Regions from separate parts of the Mus musculus genome. Here regions 1, 2 and 4 are each linked to region 3. The links are chromatin loops, found by intact Hi-C in ENCODE. Cell type or tissue: heart. All regions are shown on one strand.

Region 1 (2,500 bases), 320 kb after region 3:
AGTTTGGTCTATAGAGAGAGTTCCAAAACAGCCAAGCTACACAGAGAAACCCTATCTTGAAGAGAAAGAAAGAGAAAGAGAGAGAGAGAGAGAGAGAGAGGGAGAGGGAGAGGGAGAGGGAGAGGGAGAGGGAGAGGGAGAGAGAGAGAGAGAGAGAGAGAGAGAGAAGGGAGGGAAGGAAGGAAGGAAGGAAGGAAGGAAAAGAAAGAGGGAAAAAGGGAGGAAGGGAGGAAGGAGATATAGCTGGGCATGGTGGTGCAGGGCCTAATCCTAGCACTCAGTACGCAGAGGCAAGTGGACCTGTGTGAGTTCAAGGCCAGTGTGGCTTACATAGCAAGCTTCAGGCCTCCAGACCTCCAAAGTCTTTCTATGTAGCTTAGGTTGGTCTTGTATTCTGGATCCTCCAATATCTGTTCCCAAATGCTGGATTCACAGTCATCTACCACTATGCCAGTGACATTTTGGATAAAAATCTTCTAATAATGAGGTTTATGAAATAAAGATCGTAGAGAACTCCAACAAAGAGGTAGCAAAGACCTCCGCTTGCTCCAAATTCTAGATGGCTCAAGAGTAGCTGACAGAGCCTGGCGGGCGTGGTGGTACACGCCTTTAATCCCAGCACTGGGGAGGCAGAGGCAGGTGGATCTCTGAGTTTGAGGCCAGCCTGGTCTACAGAGTGAGTTCCAGGACAGCCAGAGCTGCACAGAGAAACCCTGTCTCGAAAACCAAAAAAAAAAAAAAAAAAAAAAAAAGAGTAGCTGACAGCGTTTCCACCGGAGACAATCAGGAACCTGTCCTATGTGGCAGTCTTCACGTACAGTCCGGGTACTTTTCAGTCCAGGACTAAATGGCTTTAGCTTATCCTTTCCACCCCCCATCCTTCCAAGTGACTCCAGAAAAAAAAAGGAGAGAGAGAGAGAGAGAGAGAGAGAGAGAGAGAGAGAGTCAAAACAAGACAATAAAAGGCAAAGGTTCCTTCCATCCCAGAACTTTAAAAATTACAGAAACTTGACAATGGCGCCATCTAATGGAAATTAGAAAAATTGAACACACAGCTCTCCCTAAATCTGAAAAATTTACAGCTATAATCTGTGGTTTAGCAGGATGTGACAGCATTAACCTGGGTTTCGAGCTTTTTAGGAGGCTGAGGCACAAGAACAACAAAAAAAAAAATTCAAGTCCTGACTTGGATATATTGTGAGTTCAAGACCAGCCTCAGCAATACTAAAGGTTAGGGTGTTTATCTAGTGTGTTATGAGGCACTAGGTTCAATCCCAGGCTCACTCACACACACACACACACACACACACACACACACACACACACACACACACACACACACACACACACATAGAGCCGTGTACATATACACACACCATAGCTTATCTTAAATACTTCTCTCTCTCTCTCTCTCTCTCTCTCTCTCTCTCTCTCTCTCTGACACATTTAGTTCTCTTTTCAGGATTTTGGCTTTCTTGGGGTGAGGCAAGTTGTTGTGATTATTTTACTTTATTTTAGACAGGGTCTCATGAAACTCAGGGTAGTCTCAAAACTTGTTAGACAGCTGAAGCAGATCTTGAACTCCTGACCCTTCTGCCTCTATTTCGTGACAGCTAAGACACAGGGAGGTACCACTCTGGCTATTATTTATTTATTTATTTATTTATTTATTTATTTATTTATTTGAGATATGATCTTGCCTAGCCCAGGCTGGTCATAAACTCCTGATGTAACTGAAGATGTCCTTGACCCCCTTGCCTCTACACTACGACCCTAGTATGCACTGGTGCACATAGCTTTTTACAGTGGTAGATACTAGGCAAGCGCTCTGCCAACTGAGATGCAGCTCTCAGGTCTCTCATCTTCGTAGAGCCTGAGGTTTTGCTATGTAATGTAGGTGTCTCAGTCAGGGTTTGTATTCCTGCACAAAACATCATGACCAAAAAGCAAATTGGGGAGGAAAGGGTTTATTCCGCTTACACTTCCACACTGCTGTTCATCACCAAAGGAAGTCAGAATTGGAACTGAAGCAGGTCAAGAACCAGGAGCTGATGCCGAGGCCATGGAAGGATGTTACTTACTGGCTTGCTTCCCCTGGCTTGCTCAGCTTGCTTTCTTATAGGACCCAAGACTACCAGCCCAGGGATGGCACCACCCACAATGAACCCTCTCCCCTTGATCACTAATTGGGAAAATGCCTTACAGCTGGATCTCATGGAGGCATTTCCTCGAGGGAGGCTCCTTTCTCTGTGCTAACTCCAGCTTGTGTCAATTTGACACAAACCCAGCCAGTGCCGTTGGCATATCTCATACTCACTCTGTAGTCCTGGCTGGCCTCAAATTCACAGTCAAGGTGTTAATAATAGGTGTTTATACCACAACTGGCTCCCCCTTTTTAAAAAGTGATTTTTAAATATCTCATTGAGCACGGGTTTCTTTAAAAAAAGTATGCAAATATTCTAAAATTAGATTGTGGTGTTAATTGTGTGGCTTTAATTAG
Region 2 (2,500 bases), 330 kb after region 3:
ACTCGCCAATGTGCCTCTCTGCCGTTTCATTCAAGGGAATAAGATGCTGGCTGGACAAACTGTTACTTTGGGCTCTTACAATTTCTATCACACGTAAGCCTGATTCGATATTTTAAGAATTGACTCTGGGACGGGGGGGCCAGCACTTGGTGGAGCAAAGGCAGGTGGATCTCTGTGGAGCCAGCCTGATCTACACAGAGTTCATGGCCAGCCAGGGCTACCTAGAGAGACCCTGTCTTGAAAAGTCAAAGACGAAAAAACAAACAAGAATCATCTCTCAAAATAATCACATGGGAAATGAGGTTTTTTTTCTCTAATCTTCCATTTTCTCTTTCAGTTCAGAATGCTGCAGTGGATTGTACGAGGGTGGAAAATAACGGTAAGTTTCATTTCCTGAAAGTATGGGCATCAAAATGGTCAGATAGCTGACTCTGAACATGAGCGTTCACTTACTGGGATTTCTGTGTTTTTAGATCGGCAACCAAGAGCAAAGCCTTTCTATTATCTGCTAGGAGGCCAATGAGCTGAGGTTTAGAGAGGGCATTAATTGTAGCAATTTTGTTTTTCCACCTGAAACTTGGCCGGGCAAAATCTGAGATTGTTTTTTACCATGAAAACCTCCAAACTTCCTTTGTTATCACTTTTAGCTAGAAAACCCTCCCGTGATTTTTGTAAATTTTTATTAATTTATTTACTTTTGAGGCTGAGCCTCATGTAGGTCAGGCTGGCCTCAAACTCTATTACGTGGCCAAGGCTAAACTAGACTAACTCCTAAACTCTCAAATGCTGGGACCCAGCCCACCATGCCCACTCAAACCCCTTTTAAATTAATTCAGGCAACTAGTACTATGCCTAGGTAGAGCTCTACTGTGGAGTCAGAGTGCTTTGCTGCTGAGCCTGGCTTGCTGCTGCCCAGCTGGCAAGCCGGGCACACAAACTAATGACTTTTGAGGGTGGTTTCTTTCATCGGTGAGAAGGGGTGGCCCCAATCCTGGTTCCTCTGCAGTCTTTGCGGCACATCGGTCCTTCCGTGTAAGCTAACCACATAAAGTTGAAAGTGCTGTTGTGTGCAACCCAGCCTGTCTTCCCTCCCCTCCCCTCCCCATCCCGAAGCAGGCAGCTTCTTTCTGTGGACTGTTGGTGATAAGATCTTGCTACATAGCCTAGCACTCACTATGTAGCCGAAGCTGATGCTGAACTCATGAGAATCCTTCTGCTTCAGCCTGTTAAGTCCTGAGTGTGGGAGAGCACACAGTGGAGCAGTCTAGATGGACATCTTTGCGTCGGTCTGTGGTGTCAGAGTTTATTGAATAGCAATAAATTCACCAGCTATGTTGCTTCTCTTGGCTGTGATTTTCCAAGCAGTCCTGATTTCTCTTGATAGCCAGCAGTCAGTAAACATGAGTTCTTTTATTCCAATTTTAAATGTAATATTAACTCTCAGAGCATATATTACATATCTTACAGTAAACATACACATGAGTATGTATGTATACCAGCTCACAGACTGGATACCAAAGCCATAGCAGACAGAATTTAAGGAGTTTTACCAGGCCTTACTGAAGGCAATCTCACGTAGCCCAGGCTGGCCTAGAACTCACTAGGTCAGCATAGACTGACCTTGAATTCTTCATCCATCTGCCTCCATCCCCCAAGTCCTGAAATTACAGGAGAAAGAAAGACCCTGGGGAAGCAGGGGCTTCCCAGCAGGAGAGCAGAAAAGGATGTGTCACAGGATCTGAATTAAGGTTGGTTACTTAATGAAAGACTCCAAGCTACAGGTCTGCCCCTGGCTTATAGGAAGTAAAATCGATGATAAGAAAAGTTGGCAGGTCTTACCTGAAAAGCAGTGCAAATGGGAAGTTAAATCCAGTGTCAAAGTCAAACAAAAACATAGAGACCGATGTGCAATAAAGGAATTTTTATCTGGGAAAAAGCAAACGATATGGAACACAAGTGTGTAGACCCGGTGGCCTCTGGCACACCTGAAGAACAAAGGAAAGATTGGGATTGACTGGAGGGGCGGGGGGGACGGGGGACAATTTCCCTAAGGTGCTTGCTTCCACCTGGAGAAGGGGCATATTGTTTTTCTCACTACTGTGAGAAATGAAAGATTCAACTAAATGTCTGACAGGAAGCAACTGGAGGAAGGAAGGGTCAACCTGGGCTCACTGCTCAAGGGGAGATAACCTGGGCTCAAGGGGAGATAAGGCTCTTGATGACGGGTAAGTCACGATGGGAGGGGCCTGAGGCAGCTGGTCACAGAGCATCCACAATCAGGAGACAGAGGTAACTGGATTGTTAAAGTTTCTTTTATTCGCCTGATCTAATTGTCCTCTCTGAAGCTTACTGCTTCAGTCTGCTAACCCAGGCCTGGTCCTGGAAGCTTCTAGCCTCCGTACAATCTTATCTAGGTCTGGAATGTTTTCAGCCTCTGAGGCTTATGACTAAATAAGATCACTCTTTCTAGCTCTTTCTGAACTCTGGCTGGCTGGTCAAC
Region 3 (2,500 bases):
GTACATAAAACCGAGTAGCCGTATAATTCTAATGAGCCCTTGCTAGTTAGTGATAACACTATACTATGGCTGTTGCTGTACTTCTATAGCAATGTGTGAAGAGTGAATGTATTAGTCAGTGTTCTCTAAAGATTTAATACACACACACACACACACACACACACACACACACACAGCTATGAAGAAGTAAAAGGCACAAAGAACAGGATCTTTCAAATGGCCTGCCAATAGACTGATCGGAGCTCCAGCACACCCAGTTCCCCTGCAGCACTCTCTTAGGTATTCATATACTGGTCCAGACCCATTGCCTGGCAGGTCCTGCTGCCTTCTGTGCCCACACATACTCTTTTCTCTACCCACATCTACCTAGTCTGCTGGGACTCAGACCACCTCTCACGTTTAGGCTAGGTCATCAGAATTGGTGTGTATTGTTAGTATATATAGGGCACAGGAAGGAAAGATCTGATTTAAGAAAATCCATCCTGCTCTAGTTACTTGGGATATTTGCCAGGGACCCAATCACCCTCACTTCTGCCTTTGTTTGCAATACTCACTGCCTTGGGGTATAATCTCAACCTCTTATCTTTGTAACCAGGCCTTTAATTCACTCCCAGGGTCAAGGATAGTAAGGGCAACAACAATGGGAAGAAGAAAAAAAGATAAGGCCAGGGTGCATCCCAGAGTCAAAGCATGCTTGGCACGCTTAAGGCCCTGGTCTCTGCCTTAGCAAATGGGAGGGAGGAGAGAAGCCAAGTATGTGGGAAACAGGGACTGAATGAATTGGGGGTCACCTGAGTAACATAGTGACATTCTGTCTCCAACAATATGAAACAAACCAAAAAAATCAGACCGAGAAAAAGAAACTCCCCAAGAGCCTTTCTGTGAGGGCCCAGGAACAGCGCAGACTCTTCATGGTTGTTGATTCTGGTTTCTCCTCAGATTGCTAAGTATTTTGCCTTTATTTCCACAACTGTCACTCATCATAGGTCTTAAACTTGTCCTGCCCAGCCTCTTATCCACACTGATTCCTATTCCAAATGACAAGTCCCAGTATTCTTATAGAGTGGAAATAACAAGGGTACCCACCTCACATGGTCACTGTGAGGAACAGGGAGCAGACATTGCCTGAAATTTACACCAAATGTTTCAATCTTGGAGAGAAACTGGTTTTTTTGAGACCTGATTAAGCAACCTGGAACTCCTTGAAAATAAAAATATTCCCAGGCCTAAACCATCTTGACATGGACAGAGCACACAATGCATTCACAATGAAGAGCAGCAGTAAACCAGCAGGGCTGGCTTTTGCCCACCAGGGGGCAGTATGTTACCACCTAGCAAGAAGCAGCTCTTACCTATGAGAAGCCAGTAATTCCTCAAGTAGTTCAGCTTGCTCTTCCCTTTGAGTCCAGGGTCAAACTTGAGGTCTGTGCTGGGAGTGATCACACACTCTCCTTTGTCTCCAATGGTGACGCCATCTGTCTGGGGGCCTTCCAGCAAAGGAAGAGTGCTGCCTCGAGGCTGTGGAGATGGGATGCGGTGAGCTGCAGGGCTGGCAGGAGAGGTTTCCCAAGGTCCTAAAGGTTTCCCTAAAGGGACAGTTGTGGCTCACGCAGCTCAACAATCATCATCCATCAAAGCATGACACAAAGATCCTGGGACTGGGCAAGGGACACTCTACTGACATCTTTTCAGATTGTTTGCTTAAGACAGAACTCAAGCAGCCCAGGCTGTTCTTGAACTCTAGACTCTCCTGTTTGCATCTCGCAAGTGCTGGGATTACAGGCATCAACTATCATGTCTGGTCCTGCCATGTCAGGTTTGCATGTTTGGGTACCGAGAACCAGGAAGAACATGCATGATAGAACTCCGAGAAGCTACTATCAGAAATTCTATGAAACCATGTAAGAATCTATATGGTCACAGATGACGCAACTGACAGTGTGGAATAAACTGCTGAGTTGTTAGACACTGATGAGTTGATAGAGTCAGGAGTGGCCTCACTGCTGCAGCAGCCAACCAACTCACCAGGCAGCCAGTATACAACCAGCCAGTCCAGGCACAAGCACATCAGGAGTGTAATGTCCCAGTCACTCGGTGAGAGTGCTCAAAGCAGGCTGGAGAAGCCTGAGGAGGCATGGAGCACTCACAAAAGGATTGAGCAGGGGAAAGGAAGTGAGAGACCAGCAACTGAAGCTCAGAAGAAAGAATAGGGAAGTTTGGGTGATCATGGGAAGCATGTGCTTCTCTGGACCATGCAACCCTGAAAACTAGCAGAGTGGTAGGTAGGCAGGGTGGGACTGGCTGGAAGAAAGCCTGACGGTTAGATCTGAACACAAAGCCATAGGGAGTGAGTCTTTCCTGGCTTCAGGGAGCTGCTTCTGTCAGCATCTGCTTTCAGCAGGATGTGGATTTATAGAAGCCGCTCATGATTCACTCAGCTCTGCACTTCCCCTTCCTAACCAGACGTTTACACAAAACTCAATGTCACTTTTTGCTAGAA
Region 4 (2,500 bases), 73 kb after region 3:
ATGAGTGCTGGCGTTTTACTTATGGCTGAGTGACCATAATCTTGCTCCACGGTCACATGCAGAAAAAGAAACAACTTCTTACTTATGTTAAAGCAAAAACTGGCATCATTGATAAATATAGAAACCAAAATATTAATATTTTAGGGCTTCTCTGAAGTAGACAGTAATTCATCTTCCTGGAGTCTCATTAAATAATTTCTCTTTTTAGATGTATTTATTTATTTATTATATGTGTGTACACTGTAATTGTCTTCAGACACTCCAGAAGAGGGCATCAGATTTTTGTAATGGATGGTTGTGAGCCACCGTGTGGTCGCTGGGATTTGAACTCAGGACCTTTGGAAGAACAGTCGGTGCTCTTAACCACTGAGCCATTTCACCAGCCCAATAATTCCCTTTTAAAAGGTCAAGATGGCCGGGTGGTGGTGGCGCACACCTTTAATCCCAGCACTTGGGAGGCAGAGGCAGGTGGATTTCTGAGTTCAAGGCCAGCCTGGTCTACAAAGTGAGTTCCAGGACAGCCAGGGCTACACAGAGAAACCCTGTCTCGAAAAAAACAAAAAACAAAAAACCAAAACAACAACAACAAAAACCCCACACAAAAATAAAAAAAATAAAAGGTCAAGATGGGAGGACTCAGTAGGTAAAGGTGTCTACCTGTTGTCAAACCTGACCACCCGAGTTCAATCCCCAGATCCACACGGTGGGAAGAAAAAAACTGACTCCCAAAGTCGTTCTCTGAGCTCCATATGCACACTATGGCATGCATGCCCACACAAGTACATACACACACAAATAAACATAACAACAAAAAAAGAGTAAAGATCAAGGTTATAGTCTTAGTGTTAGTGTAAAAGTAAGCTGCCACATAAAAACGCAGAGAGTCACACAGACGCACACACTCAGATATGCACACATTAGATTCAGTAAAGACTGACAGAACTAGGTATGTCAGCAGAGATGAAAGTAAGTTAACCAAATCTTGTTTTTATTTTTCTTAAAGAGCTTCTAAAAAAGAAAAACAAACTTATTTCTGATACCTCTCAAGCTTCCTTCCTTACTGATTCAGACTATGTCGAGCAGAGTCTAGAAATCTGTGTTTTACACTTCCCACAGGTGCCTGAAGGCAGCTGAGAGCAGGCCAGCTGCAGAGAGTCAGAGTTCAAACGGCCTGGCATTGAGTCCTTAGAAAATGCCGCCATCTAGTGGAAGATAGGACTTAGACCTGGAGGTTTTTTTGTTTTGTTATTCTTTTTTATTTGTACTTCATGTGCATTGGCATTTTGCCTGAATTGGCTTTTTTTTTTTTTTTTTTTTTTTTTTTTTTTTTTGTGAATGTATGTCTGTGTGAGGGTGTTAGATAGTTGTGAGCTGCCATCTGGGTGCTGGAAGTTGAACTTGGGTACTCTGAAAGAGCAGCCAGTGCTCTTAAACTCTGAGCCATCTCTCCAGCCCCATTTTTTTTTTTTGGTTTTGGGTTTTTTTTTTTTTTTAAAGATGTATTTATTTTATGTATGTGAGTACACTGTAGCTGTGCAGATGGTTGTGAGATTTCATGTGGTTGTTAGGAATTGAATTTTTAGGACCTTTGCTCGCTTCAGTCAACTCTGCTTGCTCCAGCTCAAAGATTTATTTATTATTATATATAAGTACACTGTAGACAGCTACTTCAGACACACCAGAAGAGAGTGTCAGATCTCATTACGGGTAGTTGTTAGCCACCATGTGGTTGCTGGGATTTGAACTCAGGACCTTCAGAAGAGGAGTCAGTGTTCCTACCCACTGAGCCATCTTGCCAGCCCCCTAAAAATTTTATTTATCTTATATGAGTACACTATAGCTGTCTTCAGACACACTAGAAGAGGGCATCAGATCCCATTACAGATGGTTGGGAGACACCATGTGGTTGCTGGGAATTGAACTTAGAACCTCTGGAAGAGCAGTCAGTGCTCTTAACCTCTGAATCATCTCTCCAGCCTTTTGGGGTTTTGTTTGTTTGTTTGTTTGTTTTTTCAAGACAGGGTTTCTCTGTGTATCCCTGGCTGTCCTGGAACTTGCTCTGTACACCAGGCTGGCTTCAAACTCAAAGGTTAGAGACACCATCAGCCAGTGACTTGGAGGTTTTTAATCTCATTTTACAACTTAAAAATTTGAATTTGTGATTGTCAAGTTGACTTGCACAGCTACTTACGGTTTTTTTATTACACATATTTCTTTAGTGTGTGTGTGTGTGTGTGTGTGTGTGTGGTCAGAGAACACCTTTCAGAAGCTGCTTCTGTCCAGCTACTATGTGGGTTTCAGGGATCCAACTCAAATCCTGAGGCAATGCTGCAACTGCCTTCACGAGCTGAACCATCTTGTCAGCCCTTTCGAAAAAGACTAATTTTTGAAAAAAAAAGTTTGCAGAAGGGAGGTAATTTCTGAAAGTACACATCTTTTCATCAGAGTAAACCAAATCTCTCTTTCTTTCTTTTTCTTTCTTTCTCTCTCTCTCTCTCTC

Evidence for each region. Peaks named below come from ENCODE experiments on the same cell type or tissue, not always from the same donor. Only the 100,000 strongest peaks of a DNase experiment are listed, where the experiment ranks them.
Region 1: it touches region 3 in a loop (6-fold over the local background); 16 of 42 quality-filtered maps call a loop at or near these places.
Region 2: it touches region 3 in a loop (3-fold over the local background); 16 of 42 quality-filtered maps call a loop at or near these places.
Region 4: a loop joins it to region 3, with 7 times the contacts of the local background. A loop is called at or near these places in 35 of 42 quality-filtered maps.

What each region holds. Positions count from the first base shown.
Region 1 is chr11:106,741,649-106,744,148 of GRCm38, forward strand. No RefSeq gene overlaps it. Among named protein-coding and RNA genes, the nearest start is that of Milr1, 8.3 kb to the right of the region's middle. In heart, a CTCF peak has its summit at 1,041 (motif pointing left); no DNase peak of the experiment used is centred here.
Region 2 is chr11:106,751,297-106,753,796 of GRCm38, forward strand. It overlaps Milr1 (mast cell immunoglobulin like receptor 1), which reads left to right. Exons shown (of 7, transcript NM_001033435.3): 1 at 1-93; 2 at 338-379. Among named protein-coding and RNA genes, the nearest start is that of Milr1, 1.3 kb to the left of the region's middle. In heart, no CTCF peak of the experiment used is centred here; a DNase peak (open chromatin) is centred at 1,015.
Region 3 is chr11:106,417,472-106,419,971 of GRCm38, forward strand. Ern1 (endoplasmic reticulum (ER) to nucleus signalling 1) reads right to left here. Exons shown (of 22, transcript NM_023913.2): 10 at 1,353-1,518. Among named protein-coding and RNA genes, the nearest start is that of Icam2, 36 kb to the left of the region's middle. In heart, no CTCF peak of the experiment used is centred here; DNase peaks (open chromatin) are centred at 1,410 and 2,170; H3K27ac peaks cover 356 bases.
Region 4 is chr11:106,490,420-106,492,919 of GRCm38, forward strand. No RefSeq gene overlaps it. Among named protein-coding and RNA genes, the nearest start is that of Ern1, 3.9 kb to the left of the region's middle. In heart, a CTCF peak has its summit at 1,208 (motif pointing left); a DNase peak (open chromatin) is centred at 1,162.